Linked DNA regions of Homo sapiens: region 1 is linked to region 2. A link is a contact called in ENCODE Hi-C data. All regions are on one chromosome and are shown on one strand. The core of a region is the stretch at or near the end of the contact, and the rest is flanking DNA. Distances in the headings are between cores, read along the strand shown.

Region 1 (5,634 bases), core at 1,787-4,286, 3.4 Mb before region 2:
CCCACCACCTACATTCTAATTCCTTTTTTTTTCTTTTTAGCCTTTCTCATCATGAATTTTTTTCCTGTAATTCCAGTTTTCTTCCTTTTTATTCTTTCCTCAATGAATATTATATAATCTATCCCTGTGGTCCAATTCTGGCACTAAGTCTTATATTTCCTTTTATTTTGCTTTTAAAAAAATCTCAAGACACCTAAGACAGTGCTGAATACATTCTTGTTAACTGGTTAATATCAGTACATATGATTGCCCCTAACTGGTCAAATCTTAGAACAGCATGAGGTTCAAAGCAGAACAAAATGATTATGTATTAGGTGTCTTATCACCTAGAAGATGGGCTTTATTGGTTTATTGTCTGTAATGGACATCCTTAATTCTGTTATCCTTTTTTGATTTGTTATTACTAGTCCTCTTCCTTAGACATAGCTAGTGCTTTATCTGAAGAAATATCCTTTATTTGATGATCTAGTCATTTTCTTTACACAAATGCTTATGTAAACAAAAGAAAACAAACACATATGAACATTTTGAACCTCTGGAAACCCTGCAAGGTTTCACAGATGAAAAATTTTGCTTACTGAGATAAAGTAATTTCCACACTGTTGAATCACGATTTGAACTGAGGTCTTGGATTCAAAGCCCACCAGGTTTTCACTGACTTTCCCTCTTTGCTGATGCTGCTTCTGAAGAGCACCTTGGATAGGATGGGGCCTGCTTTTCCACTGAATCAGAGGGAAGGGTGTGCATAAATGCATGATGTTTGCAAGTTGAAGGAGTCCTTACCAAAAATCAGGAAGCCTTTATGAATTTCTGTATCCTAGTTGTTTCCTGGTTGTATTTTCTCTCTACATCAGTTGTACTAGAGCATGACCTTCAAATTCATTTGTTTTTACATATTGCTGACTTAAGATTGAATACATCAGTTTTAACCTCTCTTCTCTTAGTATCCAGATGCTTATCAGTTTACCAACAGAAAGTCACAATTATCTCCATGAAAGAAGCAATTTTATAGGGCTTAGCTTCATCATTGTATCAGTGTTGACTTTTTTATTGGGTATCTTTGCCAAAAAATGACTAACTTTATGCCTTACATAATTACATTTCTCCTCCTTTATTATTTTTGGCTGGTTTTCCTCTTTCTTTCTTATTTCTTTTTTTGTGTATGTGCCATTTTGGTCTTTCCTGAGAATTTTCAAGTGAGAACTACTAGGTCAGACAAGACTAAAGATAAAGAATTTGATACTGGTATTCATGTTCTAAAGAGTACTAAGTGTCTGTTTATAAAATATTGTTTACTTATAATGTGAAAGGAGCAAGATAGTCCTGAAAAAATTTTTTAAATTGCTTTCTATAGATTACTTGCCAGGATCTGCTTCCAGTGGAACCAAAATTGTTGTAATTCATCAGTTTTTCTTTTTTATCCTTGTATTAGACCACATGTATCCAAATGTCTCCTGATTTTTCACATGCTTAGGCTCTGTTTGCCGAGCCAGGTTATTGGTACCAGGGGCTGCTAGAAAGATCCGTGGAGGATGATAGCTGGATTATTTATGGTCATATACTTGTTTCTTGTGACCTTGTCACAGGTCCCTCTGGGGAGGAAGTATGGCTTGGTCAATCTGGTGTCTTAACATAGTGTCTAGCACAAAGTAGGCACTTAATGTTGAAAGAATGAAAATGCAAACTCTACGTGGAGAAAGGACCATGCTGACCTTGTTCTATAACACATATTTATCTCTTAGCACAATTCCATGGTGCATGGTAGGTACACATATACTGACTGATTCAGGAATTGTGTGTCAGATTTGCTTGGATCCCTACTCTTGTGTTCTCTGATATTCATAGTTTGATGGTTTCCTCTTTATAAATAAAATCTTGATTTTGTGTAGGCTTATGATGATTGAAAGGTTACATTTTACATAAGATACTGCTTTATAACTTATTATTTTCCTCTTACCTTCAAACCTCCCACACAACTTTTAAATAGTTTTTATAATTAGGATGACTTGTGGTGGATTTATCCACCTGGTTGCCATGGATGAGTGATTGGTGACTTTGTACAAGCTAAAATATAAGCAGGCTTAAGAACAATTTTAGATGAATTAATGCATGATCAAGCCACAAGTTGTTACGGGAAGGAGAGAAATTTACAGTGTGGGTTGTTATGTGGTTGAGGTCAGCATCACCAAGAAACTCTCACTTGTAAGTGCTGTATGCCAGGTGGCAAATATGGTTTCACTTGATTCTGAAAGCTTATTTAAAAAATATTCTCAGTTTAAGCACTTCAACAATGAACTGGGTGTACTTACAATTTTAAGCAATAATTTTCTCAGGAGCAGTGTTTTGAACCTCAGTGACTTCCATAGTTACAAGAAGAATGAGGTAACTGATAAAAATTATTCCCTTTTTGCTGGGGGTGATTTTAGTACCTGATTGTTATTGCTTAGATGAAATTTTCCCAGAGGAAGTCGGGGCTAGGTACTTATTACTGTGGTGGTTTTAAACATTTAAGGTGTGAACAAAAGACCGGATCATCTGAATGATTCTTTGGCAATTTACATAGACAAGGAGGTGCATTAACTTTGCCAATATGTGAATGCCATAAAACTTTAAGAAAATTATTGGATATGACAACATAGAAATGTTGTGTTCATTTCTTCATGTATGAATGGCTTCTTTAGTATTTACATGATAGAAGCTTTTAACAGTGTTTTATTATTATGAAATATAGGTGCCCCTCACAATTCAGATAAAACAGGACTGAATTGAGCGTTTTCTTTTGAGCCTCTGAAAATAGCAACCACTTGTACCTTGTTTCCAGGGTAGCTTTTATTGCTCTTGCTTCCTTGGCTTGGAGCAGGATCAGCACATATCAGATTGAGACATCTCCCACATGCTCCTTTATAATCTCTCAGAAAAACACTTGCCCTGACTTTGTTGTGCAGGCGATGGTAGCAATGCTCTGGTCAGCAGTCAGGTTGTGGAAATGAGAAGTGAAAGAGCAACGGTGTTCAGGTCTTTATCTATATTTAAAATGTTCTTTTACATCATTGGCACTGGTTTCAGCTCCCTCACTGTTGGGTCTTTTAACCAGTTGTTTAAAAAAAGTTAATTCTCTTTTATTTTCAATACTTAAAAAAGTCTCAAACCATAAAGGCAACTCACTTTTTCTTAGTCAATAGTGATCTCAGTGTTTGTTTTAGTATCTGCCAAAGTTCTTAAGAAACAGTTAAAAGACAATAAAAAGTTATAGAAATAAAGAATTCTGGCTTAGAAAGAACCTTAGATATTAAATCTACCCCCCCCCCCTTTTTGGAGACAGGGTCTTGTTTGGTCACCTAGGCTGTAGTGTGGTGGCACAGTCATAGCTCACTGCAGTCTCAAACTCCTTAGCTCAAGCAGTCCTTCCACCTCAGCCTCCCAAGTAGATAGGACTACAGGTGTATGCTACCATGCCTTGCTAATTTTTAAATTTTTAGAGATGGAAGTCTTGCTGTGTTGCTCAGGCTGGCCTCGAACTCCTGACCTGAAGTGACCCTCTTGCTTGGCCTCCCAAATAAGCCCCTTCTTGTCACACATGAGGAAACAGGCCAGAAGTGACTTGTTCAAAGTCATGGAACTGGTTATAGACAGAGACAGATATCTACCTCAGGTCTCCTGAGTCTCATTACCATGCTCCTTTTTGGGGACCAGTGACTACATGGAGTAGAAGTAATGTAGGAGAGCATTACTGGAAAAGAAGAGGAGGCTCACAATTCAGGAAATGTGAATTTAATGCAACTTTTATTAATGTTTCCCCCTTAATTTACATTTTAATCATGCATACTACCTTATAACTAAGATAGCTGTGGCATCATATTTGGAAGCATTCCGTTTCTGTCCTGCAGGTATCCTCAGCTGTTTTGTGAAGGTCCATGCATGCAGGGCATGATGAACAGCAAAGAGAAGACATGTTTCCATTCTGTGCCTCTTAAAATAAAAGTAGCGAATATTTGACAGAACTTTCCAGAAGTTTCCAGAAATATAGATAGCCTGCACTGGCTACATAAACAACATTATAGTCAGTTAAATATATTGATTGCTGCATAAACAGGAAAGAATCTTGCTCAGTGTTATTTGTACTACTTAGAGCAGCAGAGATTGGGGTGAGAGTGTGGTTTGTTCATTGTGATGGGATAGAAATTAACACTAGTGTTACCCCGTATTATCTGTATATCATAGTGACTTCCTAGGGCAGATACCATCTTTCTGTTTTAGAAACCAGCAAAAATTCAAAGAAGAAAATAGTAATCGTCTCCATTCCTAGCATATAGAATTAACCACTGCTAGCATTTTGATGCTGCTTTCTTCCCTCTTTTGGTATACTTTAATAATTACACAAGTAACATATGAGTGGTTATTAAACAATTAAAACAATATAAATATTCAATTTTAAATACTTTTATGTGCACATATAAATGTATGTTGAAATGTAAGGTATTGTTTAGTGAGAGTTTTTGAATGGTACTATACTGTATGCTTAGCCATCTTTATATCCTCTGTACTTAGCATTGCTGCTTGATAGCAAATAAATGCTTACTGAATTAAAAATTCACGTAATAAATTCTGTATATACTCTATCCAAACTGAACTTATTTTAGTTTCTTAAACAGCTACATTTTATTTTGCCCCTAGGCCTTCATATATGTTACTGCTTTTACCTGAAATGCCGAGGTCTTGCCTCAAATGCCATTTTTTGGGGGTGGGGGTGGAGTGGGGCAGGCCTTCCTTGATCATTTTCTGATGAATAGACAGCCTTGCTTCATGCTGTCATGCTTCAGGGCCATCGTCCCTTTTAATGCTCATCCATTGGAAATAATTGTTGAAGGGCAGTCTTCCTTGGTATATTGTAACTCCTTGAGGGCAGGGAGCACATCTGCTTGTTTGCCAAAAAAAAAGTTTGAGGAATGGAATTATGAGCATAATTTTAGTATTAAATATTTTGACATGTAATTCAAGAGAACAACAGAATAGCAGTGCTTTGACAGGCTACCACGGCCCCTTGACACTTTCTTATCTCCTTCCTTCTCCCACCATTGTCCATCTATTTCCAGATCCTGTCAGTTTAACTTCCAAAATATATACATAAATCTGCCCATTTTAATCCATCTCCACTATCATGCTACTCCAACTATCATCTCTTGCCCTGGACCACTAGAATAATGTGGTTTCCCTATATCCATTTTTGTCCTATCCAGGCTTTCAGATAGATGATTATTTCAAAATGCAGATAGGATCATTCACCTCAATTTTAGAACATTTCAGTTACTTCTCATTTGCTGCAAATCCTTACGGGGCCTGTGAGGTCTTAACTGCTCTGGGATTTACATTGCCTCCTCCCATTCATGTCCCACTGTGCTCTTCCACTTCCTGTGTGCTTTATCTGCACCAGCCTCCCTTCAGTTGTCCATCACAACATGGCCACTCCTGACCCAGGGACTTTGGCATGTGACATGGCTGCTCTCTGGAATACCCTTGCCTACCCACAGTTCTTTATCTAGAGAAGTTCTCCTCATTTTTCAGTTCAGCCTCTTCCTCAAAGACCTTTCCTGACCTCTGTGTATCTCTCTTATAGCACTTATTACAACTCTTATG
Region 2 (5,734 bases), core at 1,137-3,636:
ATATGAAAGTCATGCCTAACCGCTTAACCAGTTGTATTCAGGAGAGCTTGCTCATGGGTAGACAATGACTAGGGATCTTGGCTCTCTACTCTGTTTAGCCAAGCTCAGTCTTACTTCCATAGCACGTGGACAAAGGAGGAAGAGAGGGCAAATCTAGAGGTCTAGATTTACCCCTCTGCATCTAGTTACTCCAAAAAAAAGCAAATCCTTCCATCAAGCAATTTTTTACATCTTTGGGCCCATAGCTAATGTCACAGATTTCAAGAGAGATGGAAGAATGAAAACAATGATCTCTGCACTTCAGGCACCTTCCCTTCAGGGCATGTGGCGGACCAGGTGACTTCATACCCAACAATTAGAGATCTAGGACCAAGCCCTGTGGTGGTCTATAGACTATAATTACAAAGACAGATGCCACTGTGGGCTGAAATAGAGGAATCCTAGAAGAGGACCCTGGAAAATGAATGAAATTTGGAAAGGAAATAGATGGAAAGAGGGTAGAGCAGAAAGAATAATGCCCCCCACCAAGATGTGCATAGCCTAATTAATCCCTGGAACCTGTGAATATATGACATGGCAATAGTGACTTCAAAAATGTGATTAAGAATATAGAGACGGATATCCTGGATGATCCTAGTGGGCACAATAAAGTCACAGTGGTCCCTGTAAAAGGAAGGCAGGAGAATCCACCTTAGTAACAAGAGACATGACAATGGAAGCAAGAGGTTTGTGTGACACAAAGAAGGAGCCACAGAAGCTTCTGGAAGCTGAAAAAGGCAAGAGAATGGATTCTCCCCTCAGAGCCTCCAGAAGGAACCAGACCTGCCAACCCTTGGCTTTAGCTTAGTGAGACTGATTCCAAACTTCTGACTTCTTAACTGTAAGATAATAAATTTGTGTTGTTTTCAGTCACCAAGTTTGCGGTAGTTTTGTTACAGCAGCAAGAGGGAACTAATACAAGGGGAAACATTTAGTTTGGAAAAGCAAAAGTTCAACAAACTCAAATGGCAATGGCTTCTAAGTGATAACAGACCCACAATCCCAGTACTGGGGTTAGGAAGAAGAAAGATGGGTGCAAGGACTTCTGTAACAAAGTACCATGAACCGAGTAGTTTAAACAATAGAACTTTCCCAGGCACGGTGGCTCACGCCTGTAATCCCAGCACTTTGGGAGGCTGAGGCAGGTGGATCACCTGAGGTCAGGAGTTCAAGACCAGCCCGGCCAATGTGGCAAAACCGTCTCTACTAAAAATACAAAAAAATTAGCCGGGCCTGGTGGCGCACGCTGGTAGTCCCAGCTACTCGAGAGGCTGAGGCAGGAGAATTTCTTGAACTCAGGTGGCGGAGGTTACAGTGAGTCGAGATCATGGCACTGCACTCCAGCCTGGGCAACAGAGCAAGACTGTCTCAATAAAAAAAAAAAAAAAAAATAGAATTTTATCTTCTCACAGTTTTGGAGGCTAGAAGTCCAAGATCAAGGTGCCAGCAGGGCCATGCTTCCTCTGAAGGTGCTGGAAAAAGAGCTGTTCCAGGCCTCTCTCCTAGCTTCTGGTTCCTGGGCTTGTGGCAGCAGAACTCTAGTCTTCACGTGGTGTTTTTCTTATATACACGTCTCTGTATTTCCAAATTTCCCTTTTTGTATGTGAAAGGGGATACGAGTCATATTGGATTAGGGGCCCACCCCACTCCAGTATGACCTCATCTTAACTTTAATTACATCTACAATGACCCCCTTCTTAGATAAGTTCACACTCTGAGGTACTAGGAATTAGGACTTCCACATATGAATTTAGAGGGAGGGGTACAGTACACAATTCAACCCATAACATGTGGGAAATGGAAATATGATCTTATCAATGCCAATACCTCCTGTAGCTTCTATAATATGCCAGATGTGGGAGGGTTGCAAAGGAAACAGAAGGTCACTGCCTTTGAGGAACTGACATTTGTGCTTAGGCCTATGGTAGGCGGAGGAGATATAAGACTCCACATGATTTCAAGTCTGGGACCTGAATTCCTAGATCATCCAAGTGATGACAAATCCTGTAGCAGGACAAGGCAGAGAAGCACACCTGAAGACTGAGGAAGAGAATCAACAGATTCAGAAAAGAACTGATGCCAATTTGGGGAGCAGTTGTAATCGTACAATGCTTAGTTCTGAAAGAGTGCTTAGAGTTTTCTGAAAATCTTGTTCCTAACCATATTTTCATTCTCTAAGCTATTTTAATCACCTAAATCCCATATTGATTACTGAATGTGACGTGACCCCTTGGCTTTCCTCACCAATGATACCTTCCGGAAGTGAAAATTTGGAGCAGCACAAAGAGCTGCCTGAGAAAGCAGAACTGGCCTCCGGAGACGTGCTTGGGTAAGACACACTGAGTGATACAGGAAGCCACAAGACCAAGGTGAAAGTTTCTTGACATGACAAGAAGGGCAAAGCAGAAAAACCAAAGAATTAATGGAGATGGAAAGACAAGCAGAAGGGACTCTGAAACCCACAGATAAGTAGGCAGGTGAAAAACAATGAGAAAGCTACTCCCAGAAGCTGTTCCGATCTCTGCCCAGGTTGGACACTGGTTAGAACTGGGCAGTCTCCTTAAGATGTTTTAAACATGTGCTCTCATCCAGGCACATTCCACCTTCTCAGAGCACAGCCACTCTTGCCAAGCCCCAGCAAGCTTGTCTTCACTGCCTCTACCCGAACACTTCCTTGCTGTATCATTTCATTTCTGGGGATTAAGATAAAAACTGATTTCTGTCATCTTATCTTAAAAATAAGGTTGATAGCTAGCCAGTTGTTAAATACTTGTTCGGAATACCATGCTATGCAAATGCCCTTGTTACCCAGTACAGGATAAGAAGCATTTATTCAACAAATTTTGAGTGCAAATTACGTGCCAGTCACTATCTTAGGCATTGGGGATGGAAGGGTAAATAAGACAAAACCCATGTCCTTGAAGGCTTTACAGACTAGATGTGGAGGTATAAGGAGAGAGTCAGCCACACAGCAGGGATGGCAACTGCTAAAGTAGACACACACACGGGGGATTACATGCATCAGGAAATGGAAACACAGCCCAGAATGGAGGAGTAGAGAAAATGACCTGGAGGTGATACTGAGACTCTAGCAGCATGAAGTAGATCATTGCTTAACAAATTTTTCTGTAAAGTGTCAGCTAGTAGGAGTTTTTGGCTTTGCAGGTGGTATGGTCTCTCACAACTACTCAACTCTGCCATTGTAGCATAAACAAGGCAGCTGTAGACAATATGTAGATAATCAATTGGACAGTTCTAATTAAACTATTTGTGAGTGCAAAAATTTGTATTTCATATCATTGCTATATGTCACAAAATACTATTTTTTAAAATTTTTCTTAATATCTAAAAATGTAAAAGCCGTTCTTAGTTTGCAGGCCCCATAAAAGCAGGCAGTGGCCAGCATGGACCTGTGGGTTGTAGAGTGCTGATCCTTGATCTAGATAAAGTAGGCAAAACATTCCATGCAGGAGAAACCACATACACCACACAGGCACACTTAGGAATGCCAAGCAGATGTTAAGGGTTAATATTTTTAAAGGCAAAATCATGACTCTTATACAAATATAAAGCAAATATATACCAAAGATTCTATTCAATTTGTTCATTAATGAGAGAAACAAGAGAATGTTATGACCAGTTCAAAGGAGAAGTTTTTAAAAAACACACATGTATAGGCCATCAGAAATGCTGAAATCAATTGGCTGGTATCTGTATCTATCAATATCTATATGGCAATAATGAACTGCATCTCTACAGGACACGACTGGCATTTCCATGGACAAGAGTCGTTTGTACTACTATCAGTATTCTAAGAGTACAGAGTTGTAAAGTAGCTCAAACACAGAAATAAACAGGAAAGATATACTACATAAGATACCAAGTAATATTTTTGTTCATTTCAAAGATTTTCACAATTTTTCCTGGCACAGTTCAGCGTGATGGAAGGGAAGGTCCCTGGGAGGATTGGTTCTGCCATTTGATACCTGAGACTGGCCCCCAACAACCTGATCTTTACTACTCTACTTCCCCTGCTTTCTTGCTATTTCAGTTCATCTCGGGGGAATTAAAAGAAATGTTGATATCTGTGTGATGATAGGCAAGTTACTTAACTTCTTTGTGCCTCAGTTTCCTCATTTATAAAATGAGAATAATTTAGTGTCTACCTCACAGGTTGATGAGGGGATTAAATTATTTAGTACAACTTATTCTCTTACAAAACATTCCCATTCCCCCAGATTCACTGAAATCTTCAAGAGTGCTAGTGTGACTATGCCACAAAGCTACCACGCCAAACAACAAAAGAAACATGGCGTCCACTGTGGGCTGTTACAGTGAGGTGGCCGTGGACTAATGTGTGGCTTTAGCTGAGTCATTTAACTCTCTAGATTTTCATTTTTTCTCAAGGACAAAGAGAACTATAATTATCTCTAAAGTCCTAGCTGGGTCTCACACTGTAAGACTGGTTAATTTTTGCTTAGAAATGACACAGCTTTTGGCCGGGCGCGCTGGCTCACGCCTGTAATCCCAGCACTTCGGGAGGCCGAGGCAGGCAGATCACGAGGTCAGGAGATCAAGACCATCCTGGCTAACACGGTGAAACCCCGTTTCTACTAAAAAAATACAAAAAAATTAGCCGGGCATGGTAGCGTGTGCCTGTAGTTCCAGCTACTCGGGAGGCTGGGGCAGGAGAATGGCGTGAACCTGGGAGGCGGAGCTTGCAGTGAGCCGGGATCGCGCCACTGCACTCCAGCCTGGGCGACAGAGTGGGACTCCATCTCAAAGAAAAAGAAAGAAAGAAAGAAATGACACAGCTTTTACACATTTATCAACAACTGTAAAATTTGGTACATTTTAACACTTACCTATAAATGTTGCAATGTATTTTTAGATTGTTGCAGGGATTATAAGAACAATCAATGGACCTGAGTCTCCTCTCCTCCTCTCTCCTAAATGCCCTGCGAGCTCCATCTACCTCAGTCTCTGTAATTAGAGCACGCCAAGGCAGATTCTGAGGTGGAAGATGCCAGGATAACCTCAGGCCCAGGCCACTGCAGGCTGGATGGGTCTTCCTGTTAGGGGAAGAACTGGGAGAGTTGGTTATAAGAGAAGCCAAATGGTAAGTCCATTGGGGTTCTCTCCAGGTGCCAATGAGCCCTCTGTCTGGGGTCACTCTGAGACAATACAAAGGGGGTTGACAAGGGTTCTGTCAGGGAGGGTTTTGCCACTTCCTCGCTGCCTGAGGGCGTTGTAGGCAGTCCGCTCCCTTCTGTCCTTTCAGAGCTTTGGCAGAGTACGTCAGCTGCCTCAAGCCCTGGGATCTTAGCTTCATTCAGGTTCACTGAATCTAATTAAAGGCTGATTAGCTGTTTCAAGGTTTTCTGTGACTGAGTAATCCTCCACACTTCCTGTCAGGACTTGCAAGCCTCGCTGTGCCCAGTGAAGACTCCTTAGCCCTCATGGAATCCCGACTGTGGGCAAGTCTTTTTAGGAACAACCTCCTCAGCCCTGCAGTTAGGTGGGCCACCGCGCGGGAATGACGGGCAAGGCCACAGCGAGAGAAGGCTCACCAAGCAGTTCTGGTTGAGATGAGGCTGCGCCAGGAATTTCTTCCCAGGCTGACTTCTGAGGAAATACCTCGTCTTAAGGAAGAGATGAAATATTCACCTCTCTCACATTTAACTTTAGTTCAACC

Evidence for each region. Hi-C counts contacts between places; a loop is a spot of excess contacts on that map. Pooled maps may share reads with other maps.
Region 1: a loop to region 2 is called in a pooled map, with 5 times the contacts of the local background. The contact joins two enhancer-like sites. A Hi-C loop is called at or near these places in 2 of 50 pooled maps.

Annotation. Positions count from the first base shown.
Region 1 is chr7:111,525,098-111,530,731 of GRCh38, reverse strand. The region is part of intron 1 of IMMP2L (inner mitochondrial membrane peptidase subunit 2); the gene reads left to right. Among named protein-coding and RNA genes, the nearest start is that of IMMP2L, 35 kb to the left of the region's middle. RefSeq lists enhancers at 3,082-3,131, 3,452-3,521. Within about 2 kb of position 3,036, at least 2 of the 41 ENCODE cell types and tissues checked have a DNase peak (open chromatin) inside an H3K27ac peak, as active enhancers do.
Region 2 is chr7:108,132,448-108,138,181 of GRCh38, reverse strand. No RefSeq gene overlaps it. Among named protein-coding and RNA genes, the nearest start is that of LAMB4, 5.0 kb to the right of the region's middle. Within about 2 kb of position 2,386, at least 4 of the 41 ENCODE cell types and tissues checked have a DNase peak (open chromatin) inside an H3K27ac peak, as active enhancers do.